Linked DNA regions of Homo sapiens: region 2 is linked to region 1. The links are chromatin contacts, found by Hi-C in ENCODE. All regions are on one chromosome and are shown on one strand. Each heading gives the region's core, a stretch centred on a gene start or an enhancer-like site at or near the end of the contact. The rest is flanking DNA. Distances are from core to core; before and after follow the strand shown. Region 1 holds the start of MYH9 (myosin heavy chain 9). Region 2 holds the start of SSTR3 (somatostatin receptor 3).

Evidence for each region. A loop is a pair of places that touch in the nucleus more often than their neighbours do. Pooled maps may share reads with other maps.
Region 2: a loop to region 1 is called in a map with no recorded cell type, with 2.8 times the contacts of the local background. The contact joins the promoter of SSTR3 here to the promoter of MYH9 in region 1. A Hi-C loop is called at or near these places in 3 of 37 single-sample maps with no recorded cell type and 8 of 50 pooled maps.

What each region holds. Positions count from the first base shown.
Region 1 is chr22:36,385,382-36,389,514 of GRCh38, reverse strand. MYH9 (myosin heavy chain 9) reads left to right here and starts at 1,548. Exons shown (of 41, transcript NM_002473.6): 1 at 1,548-1,708. It overlaps MYH9-DT (MYH9 divergent transcript), which reads right to left and starts at 921. Exons shown (of 3, transcript NR_183573.1): 1 at 780-921. RefSeq lists enhancers at 1,237-1,531, 3,155-3,204, 2,962-3,675, 3,715-3,904, 3,676-4,133 and silencers at 1,325-1,904, 1,935-2,014, 2,295-2,524.
Region 2 is chr22:37,211,122-37,215,220 of GRCh38, reverse strand. SSTR3 (somatostatin receptor 3) reads left to right here and starts at 2,744. Exons shown (of 2, transcript NM_001051.5): 1 at 2,744-3,396. RefSeq lists an enhancer at 2,926-3,905.

The DNA of each region.
Region 1 (4,133 bases), core at 299-2,798:
TGTTGCCCAGGCTAGAGTGCAGTGGTACGATCTCTGCTCACTGCAACCTCCGCCTCCCGGGTTCAAGCGATTCTCCTGCCTCAGCCTCCTGAGTAACTGGGATTACAAGCATGGGCCACCATGCCCGGCTAATTATTTTGTATTTTTAGTAGAGACGGGGTTTCTCCACGTTGGTCAGGCTGCCCTTGAACTCCCAACCTCAGGTGATCCGCCCGCCTCGGCCTCCCAAAATGTTGGGATTACAGGCATGAGCCACGCGCCCGGCCGAGGTTTTTCTTATCAACTGGGAAGAGATCTTTATATATTGCTGATAGTAATTTGTCACAGAGTTGCAAAATCTTTTTTTCCCAGCTTTCTTTTGCCTTTAGAACATAGCTTTTTTCTGAAGTTAATTTGGAAGAATAGTCATGATAGCAAGCACATTCCAGTAAGAAAGAGTAATGATGAGAAATTTGCCCTCATAGATATAGAATGTATTATAAAGGTATCTTCATTAAAGCATGGTGGGATTGGCACAGGTGCACACAGAGAGATCAATGTATACAAGTCAGAAACAGCTTCAAGTATAATAGTTCTATAGGCGATGAAGGTGCCAACTAAAATCAGTGGAGAAAACAGTGTTTGGACAAGTGGCTATTACAAAAATTATCTTAGGTTTCTTCCTTACCCCAAAAATAAATTCCAAATGGATCAAAAGATTTTTCATTTAAAAATGAAAACATTTTTTATCCTCTTGTAGTGGACAGTAACAAAAAAAAAGTGCAATTTGTAACAAGTACCTGAAAGGATGTATGCGAGTTAATGACATGGAGGTGAAGAGAGGCTCGGAAGGGTATTCCAGGTGGAGAGAACGGCCAGAGCGAAGGTTTGGAGGCTGAAAGGCAGCAACGTGCGGATCCTAAAGAGGCAGGGTCAGGAATCGAACTCAAGACGCTCACAATGGAATCCAGGGCTGAGTCCATGCCCGCCCCCACAGGGATCATAATTATGTAAAATAGCATTTTTCCCATATATGGTACTTAATATCTGTCCTTGTGGTGGGATGACATGAGACTGAGAGCACAGCTCGCGGGGCGGGGTGTCAGAGTTCCAGACCTTCCCAGTCGGCTCCCGCAGGGCCTCGCCCCGGCCCAGGCAAGGCACCAAAACCCCGGCCCGGAGCTCTCCGCGCCCCGAGTCGCCGCCTCCTGATTGGATTCCCCCTGTGTCAATCCTTGTCCTAGAACCTGGCTGTCCGTTGGACCCGCCCTAGAGGGCGGGGCTCCCGCCTAGGAAGCGCGGGGGAAGGTGGAGCGGGTGGAGGTGGGGCGGAAAGAGGATGTTGAATCCCCACCCATCTGGCCGCAGAGGCTCCGCCCACCCCCTTTCCACAGGCCAATACGTCTGCCCATCAAGGCCAGGCGCGGCCTGCAGTGGGTGTAGCAGGAAGGGGGCGGGATTGTGCCCCAGGCTCCGCCCCGGAGCCGGCTCCCGGCTGGGAATGGTCCCGCGGCTCCGAGGGCGGGGCGGGAAGGCGGCGAGGAGCCGAGCTGGGTGCGGTGAGGCGCGCAGATCACCGCGGTTCCTGGGCAGGGCACGGAAGGCTAAGCAAGGCTGACCTGCTGCAGCTCCCGCCTCGTGCGCTCGCCCCACCCGGCCGCCGCCCGAGCGCTCGAGAAAGTCCTCTCGGGAGAAGCAGCGCCTGTTCCCGGGGCAGATCCAGGTTCAGGTGAGCGAGCCCCACCGCGGTCCCGCCCCGGGCAGGCGGCGGCGGGCGGGCGGGGGCGAGACGCGCTGCCGCCAGGCCGACTGGTGGTTCTTGGGCTCAGTGCGGCCCGCCACCCGCGCGGGCGGGGGCGAACGCCGGCGGCTCAGGGCCCGGCACCGCATCCTTCCCAGGGGGACCGGGACCCCCACGCGGGCGCTCGGGGAGGGCGCCGGCAGCAGCGAGGCCTAGGGGTGCAGGGGCGGCCTCGGGACCCGGCGCTCCCCGGCGCCCCCCGTGTCCCCCGGCGCGGTCTCAGGACTGGGCACTGGAGCCGACCTCCCCCAGCCGCTGGGGCACGCGCCCCGCCCTCGCCTCGCCCAGGCCCGACTCGGGCAAACTTTTTAACCCCTTCCGGGAGCCGCGGCCCCTGGGACGCAGCCTCACGGGTTGGGAGCCCGGGGCAGCCGCTCCCGTGGAAGTTTCTGGCGTCTGAGGCACGGAGGTAACGGGCAGCGGGCACCGTTTGGCAGCTGTCAGGGCGTCCTCCTGAGTCAGAGTCGGACCGTCCCGCTGCAGACCTTGCACCCGGCCCGGTTTCCGCCTCCGCGGCCGACTTCCTCATTCGCCCGCTGCCGTCGGACTGGTCGGGGAGGGCCCGGGGGAGGTGCGGCGGCTGCCCGGACAAGGGGGACCCGGCGGGGACCCGGGCGCGAGACAGGAAGGGCCACCCCCAGTCCCTGCTCCAGCCCTCGACCTCCGACTTCTGATCCTCGGGGGAGGGAGGCCCGGAATGCAGCAGCCGTCGGGGCCGCCCAGGCGTGCACCTGATTCCACCGCACCCAGGGGCCATCCCGTCTGGGCGGGGTGCGGGGGCAGCTAGCTCTGCCGTTACGAGCAGGCCTGGGCGATTGCATCTTTCCTGTTTGAGCCAAATCGGAGTTTTCTATTCTCCACTCCACGCACCCGCTTCCCTGTGCTGGGGTCCTCACCCCATCCTGTTCTGGGGCCACGCACAGGAGACAGGACTGCGGCACCCTCATTCTCCAGGGAAGCCCCGCTGTTTCAAACTGAGACTCAGCACCCCCAGCACTAGCTTGCCGGCTGTCCTGTGGTGGGGGGCAGGGTGAGCGCACGGCCCCACCCAGCCGGTGTGGAGAGAAGACTCCTTGGGAAGTCCCAGGTCGTAGAGGCAGGCGGCTGTCTCCACCGGGCAGTTGAGAGGCCCAGCCACTTCTCGGTTCACTGCGCCCTTTTCTGGGTTTAACAGGATTTCAAAGTGACTGATGAGTAACCGTGGAAAGGGAAGAGAGCCTTAGCTCCTTCTCCGTGCAGCGCAGCACTGTGGCCATTCTAACTACACTGTCTGGGCCAGTGTTTGGCTCACCTGATGGCTTAGGAGTCCCTTTTTGGTAAGGAGGGAGGCCTTTTGAGACAATCACTCAATTAATAATAGTCAGTTTATATACAAGGCTGCTATGTGTGGGGGAAGGGGACACAGATGTGTAATTGAGCAAATATTTAACTGCCCTCTCTGTGCCAGGGACTCTGCCAGGTGGTGGGGGGGTGGGAGGTTGAGTAAGACCTGGCCCGTGCCCATGGGCACTTAGGGGAGAACTGAGACAAATCTGTAGATGAGTCTAACGTGAGGTAGAGATGACAGGGACCCCGGAAAGGTACTGTGAGTCATGGGGATTGGGAGAAGGGAGCCAGACTGCCCTGTGAAATCCCCGGGGCCCTGCCTCTGCCCTTGGGGAGTTTACAGTCCTCAAGGGGAAAGTGGCAGAACCAGTGAAATACAAAGGCAGCCTGTGATGTGTGTCCCAAGTATGCCATAGACAAAGGACTCAGGAATTTCAAGGCTGAGAGGGGCCACTTCTCTTGGGCAAGGAGGAGGCTGCTACAAGGGAGAAGCACATTGCAGGTTTGGCAAACTGAGGCAAGCATGCGGTGTTGGAAAGTGAGGAGCCACTTAGTGGATAATTGGGGGGTAATTAAAAACATGGAGAGATTGCTCAGTGTAATTTGAGAGCCACTGCGCTCTGGATGACTGTGGGGTGACACCAAAGAACTTCAGTCTCCACACTCAGCAAACCCTGGCAGCGCAGGTGGGCAGAGCCAGGTGTCTGGAGAGCCGGCATTGGCAGGCTCTGGGGAGCTCCCCAGCCCCGGAGAGAAGGGCAGCATTCGGTGAGGCTGTTCATCTGAAAGGTTCAGGAGGGTAGAGGAGAGGGAGGGCCCTGGCTTTCTTGCTTTTATTTTTAAACTTTTTAACCTAAGGGGTTGGAGATGGGACAACTTCTCTCTCGTAGGATGAAGGACGCATGTTAATCACAGCCTGCCTTTTGCCCGCTCTTGCTCCAGAAAAAACAAAACAAGGATCTGTTAGCTCTTTAAAAGAAGAAAAACACACTAAAAAAATGCAGCATTGTTGTGTAGCCTGGTAGGG
Region 2 (4,099 bases), core at 1,495-3,994, 820 kb before region 1:
AAAAATAATAGCATATATATACAGGTTCACTATAATCCACGGATTCAGGCATCCACTCAGGGTATTGGGATGTATGCACCGAGGCATAAGGGGCATAAAGCGGGGACTATTCTACTGGTTTCTAAATTTACTTGCAAACAGTACTTTGATAAAATAAAAGCAAATTAAAAAATCATTGCATTACAGATAAGGAATCCTGAAGGAGGGAGTGTTGGAGAAGGGGAGGGCTCTGGAGAAGGCTGCCAGAGCAGGGGATGCCTAACCAGGCTGAAGGTGAAGAGGGGGACCCGGAGTGGCCTGCTAGGGACTCGCGGCACCGGTGAGTTTCAGATGGAGGCCCTGGTGCTTTAGAACGAGAAGAGGGCCGAGTGGCGGAAGCGCAGGCTGAGGCTCGTTACATGGGGTCCCTAGGCCGCGGTCGGGACTGTGGATTTTATTTGACGAGGAACAGGTGGCCATAGGAGGTTCTCAAGGAGGCAGCTGGGATGACTTATGTTTGTAATGGACTCACTCTCTCTGCTGAGTAGGGGGCGAGGGTGGAAGCAGGGGAGTACAAGGTGATGGTGGGGTGGAGGAGGAAAAACCCTTCTTTACTGTCTTAGGGTCTCTGGCTGGGCTGAAGAATTAAACTGACATAAGGCAGATCAGCAGGAGAAAAACATACAGATTTCATTTACATGTACAAGGGAGCCCCCCCGCCTCCCGCCCAAATGACCAAGACCCAAAGAAGTGACTAGGCATAAAGGCTTTTGTACCAGGTTGAACATAGAATGGCAATTGTGTAACTAGGAAGATAAGGATTAAAAGATCTGTTCATACAGATTTCTTTTGGCCTCGACTCTCCTTATCTGGTAATGTCTTTCCTCCTCCTGGCATAGGGAGGGCGTCTTTCACAAGGCGTTTTAGCTCCTGCTTTCAGGAAGAAAAGGGGAGGTCAGAGCCCCCTTTCTGCACCTGCTGTTTCTGAAGTGCCTTTAGTGCAGAGAAATCAATATGCCAGAGTGGTGTATTCTGGGGTGGCGTGTCCTGAACCCCTTCAGTGGCCTGGCTCAGACGGGAGCCTGTGGATGGAGAGCAGTGGACGGGTTCCAGGCTGGAGCAGTAAGGCTCGGTGCTGGGGAGGTGTGTGGCAGGGGGCACACTGATGAGCATTCACTCCTTTAACCTTCGCAAGAACCCCCAGGCCAGGCAGTCAGGTGTGTACAATCTACTGAAGGAGAAAACCGAAGTTTAAGTTCAGTGCACGGCAGGGGTAGAGCTGGGGCTCAAACTCCCCTGTCCAGTCTTCAGCCCCTATACCCCAACCTGCAGGAATAAGTGAATGAATACATGAGGCTGGGTACGCCTGGGGCACAGAGGAGCGAGTGAAATCAGCAGAGGAGGAGGCCCGCGCAGGCGGCAGGAATCAAGGATGCAGTGCCAGGTGGGCTGCGGCGAGAGAGCTTTATTCTGAGGGCAGTGAGAAGCCGTGGGTAGGGGTGGGTGGTCAGTGCCATGGAAAACCCACCCTTGACCCTGAGGACACGCTCCCAGGAGCCCACCCACACCTCATGAACTTGTACGGACAAGGACAATGGGAGGCTGAGACCTGGAGCAAGGGCCTTGTCCCGGGCACAAGGCAAAGGGACGGGCAGCGTTAAGAGACCAGGCCGGCTCCGGCTGGAAGTGGGTGTGTCCTACTGTGTGCTGCCGCATGCATGGTGGCACCTCTGGATGCATTCAACTTCCAGTTCTCTGCAGTGCCAGGTACCTAGTGACAAAGGAGGTCCAGCCCTGGTCCCAGGGAATGGCCCAGTTTGGAAAGCAGCCTAGGTACAGCCTGGCACATAGTAGGTGCTCAGCCAAGACGTGTGTCCTTTTCCCTTCCGTCTCTGACTGTTCCTTTCCTTATCACTCCTGTGCTGAGGCAGGAATCAGCACAGGCAGGGGCACGGCATCCCAAGACATCTGGGCCTGTGCTCAGGACTGTACGGCAGAGTCTCTTAGACCAAAGATCAGTAAATATGGCCCACGGGGCAAATCCCACCCACTGCCTGTTTTTGTACAGCCTAGGAGCTGAGAATGGTTTTTACGGATGAACATTTGCAATCGGTTTGATGAAACACTAACTCTAAACTCCAATTAAGCAAAAGGTGATGTCTGTAAAAAGAACTCTATTCTTCTCATGAGTGGACCTACATTACAAAATACTGGCCTCAATTATTATTATTCTATTTTGAGTTTTGTCAGTTACAAAATAGTAAAAATCTGTTTTCTCACTGCACAATGATTTTGCCCTCAAAGCCTAAAATATTGGTTCTCTGTTCTGTCCTTCCACTCCTCACCCTGCCTGGGGCTCTCCAGATGTAACCAATCCCAGGACTAATGACCCCCACCCGGCCTCCCCAGTGGTCCGTGCTGCGGCCGGTGTGCCCGACTGCAGGGCTGGACTGTGGACTCCCGGGCTGGCCAGCCCCACACCCAGCCTTGCCTTGGGACACAGCTGCTGCCCCGGGGGACCTGTGCCGCAGTGGCCTCACGAGCTGCTCTGGCTACTGGCTGGCAGCCTCGGCTCCCCTGAGCACTGAGCACATTCTTCTCTCCAACTCCCTGCAGGAGCCAAGGCCAGCGGGCGTGGGTGGCTGAAATCTCCCCGGTAACAGGGTCTGCGCCCCTCCTGCTCCCTCTCCGGGCCTCCTCCCTTAACCTGCACCCCGCCCCCACCCCCCACACCTGCTCTCCGGCCCTCAGCCCCTCCCTGCTTACTCCCTCCTTCACGGGCTCCATGTCACCATCTGTGGCACAGTCCCTCTCTGTCACTCTCCCTGCCACCCCCTCATTCTCCTTCCTCCCTCCTGCCTCTCTCTGCATCTCTCCCTCTCACCCGTGTCTCCTCTCCTCTCTTTCCTTCTCGTCTTCTCCCTGTCACGCATCTCTCATCACTCCCCCTCATTCTGCCTTTCCTCCTACTCACGGTCTCCTCTCCCTCTCCCTCTCTCTCTCTCCCCCTCCCTCTTTCTCTCTCTCTCTCTTTCTCCACCTCCTCCCGACCCCCTTTCCCCTCTATTTCTATTGGCTTCTGTGTCCCTTGCTCCCCTCTTCTCTTCCTCACCCTGGGAAGCTTCTCCCCCCTATCCTTGCCCCTGCCCCCCCAGGATGTGTCCTGGAGATGGGGGGTGACGTACCAGGCTCTGGTTGGGAAGTCAGGGCCGGAGACCAGATGGGAGAGGCTCTGTGGACAGCCGTGGCCGAGGGCCTGGGAGGGAACCTGAGCCCGCAAGCGGTCTAGAAGTGGGTGCCTTGTGGGGACCCTAGTTAGGAGTGCCCTGGGGGCACCTGGGGACTGGGCAGGGAGAGGGGACAGCAGAATGATAACCAGCCTGGCGGCAAGGAGGGAAGCCCTCACCCCATGGGCAGGTAAGGAGGCTGGGGCCCGGATGATGTCCCGAAGGGTGGGGTCCTGGAAGCCCATCCTCTGCCCAGGATGAACTTGGGAGGCTGGGGCTGGGGAGGCAGAGGGTGGGGACTCCCAGGGAGGCAGGAGGGAGGCCTTCCTGTGACCTCCCGGTCGGCTGCAGGGGCAGGGGCGTTAGTCTCAGAATCTCGTGCCATGATTCTAGGATCTCGGAATCACAGAATCGCAGGCTGTCAGGGCTGGAGGGAGCCAGATGTATCATGTCGTTGGCTTCCCCAGCTCACGTGGCAGCTCTCCTGAGCTCCCCCTCCATACCCGGCACTGTGCTTGGCACGCCTCCGTTTAATCTCTGCAAACAACCCTGGGAGGTGGGTCCGCTTGTCTTCCATATGACGAAACTGAGGTGCAGCGGGGAGAAGTGACTTGCCCGAGGTCACACAGCAATTTGGCATCATCGCTGTGCAGCAGAGCCCAAGCCCCCAGCGCTGGGCCTGTAGGGTGTGCTCCTGGGATCAGGCCCCAGGCCTGGGGTGCCAGTGAGTCAGTCGGCACTGGCAAGCATAAGCCAGGTGTCTTTGGGGGGAAGGCCGAAGCATGTAGAGGACAAGCAGAGAGCCAGGGGCCATCGCCCTGCACTATTCAGGACTGTCATGGCCTTTGATCCTTCTCAGCCTGAGGCCTTCAGAGGAGCCAGTGTGGCCAGGA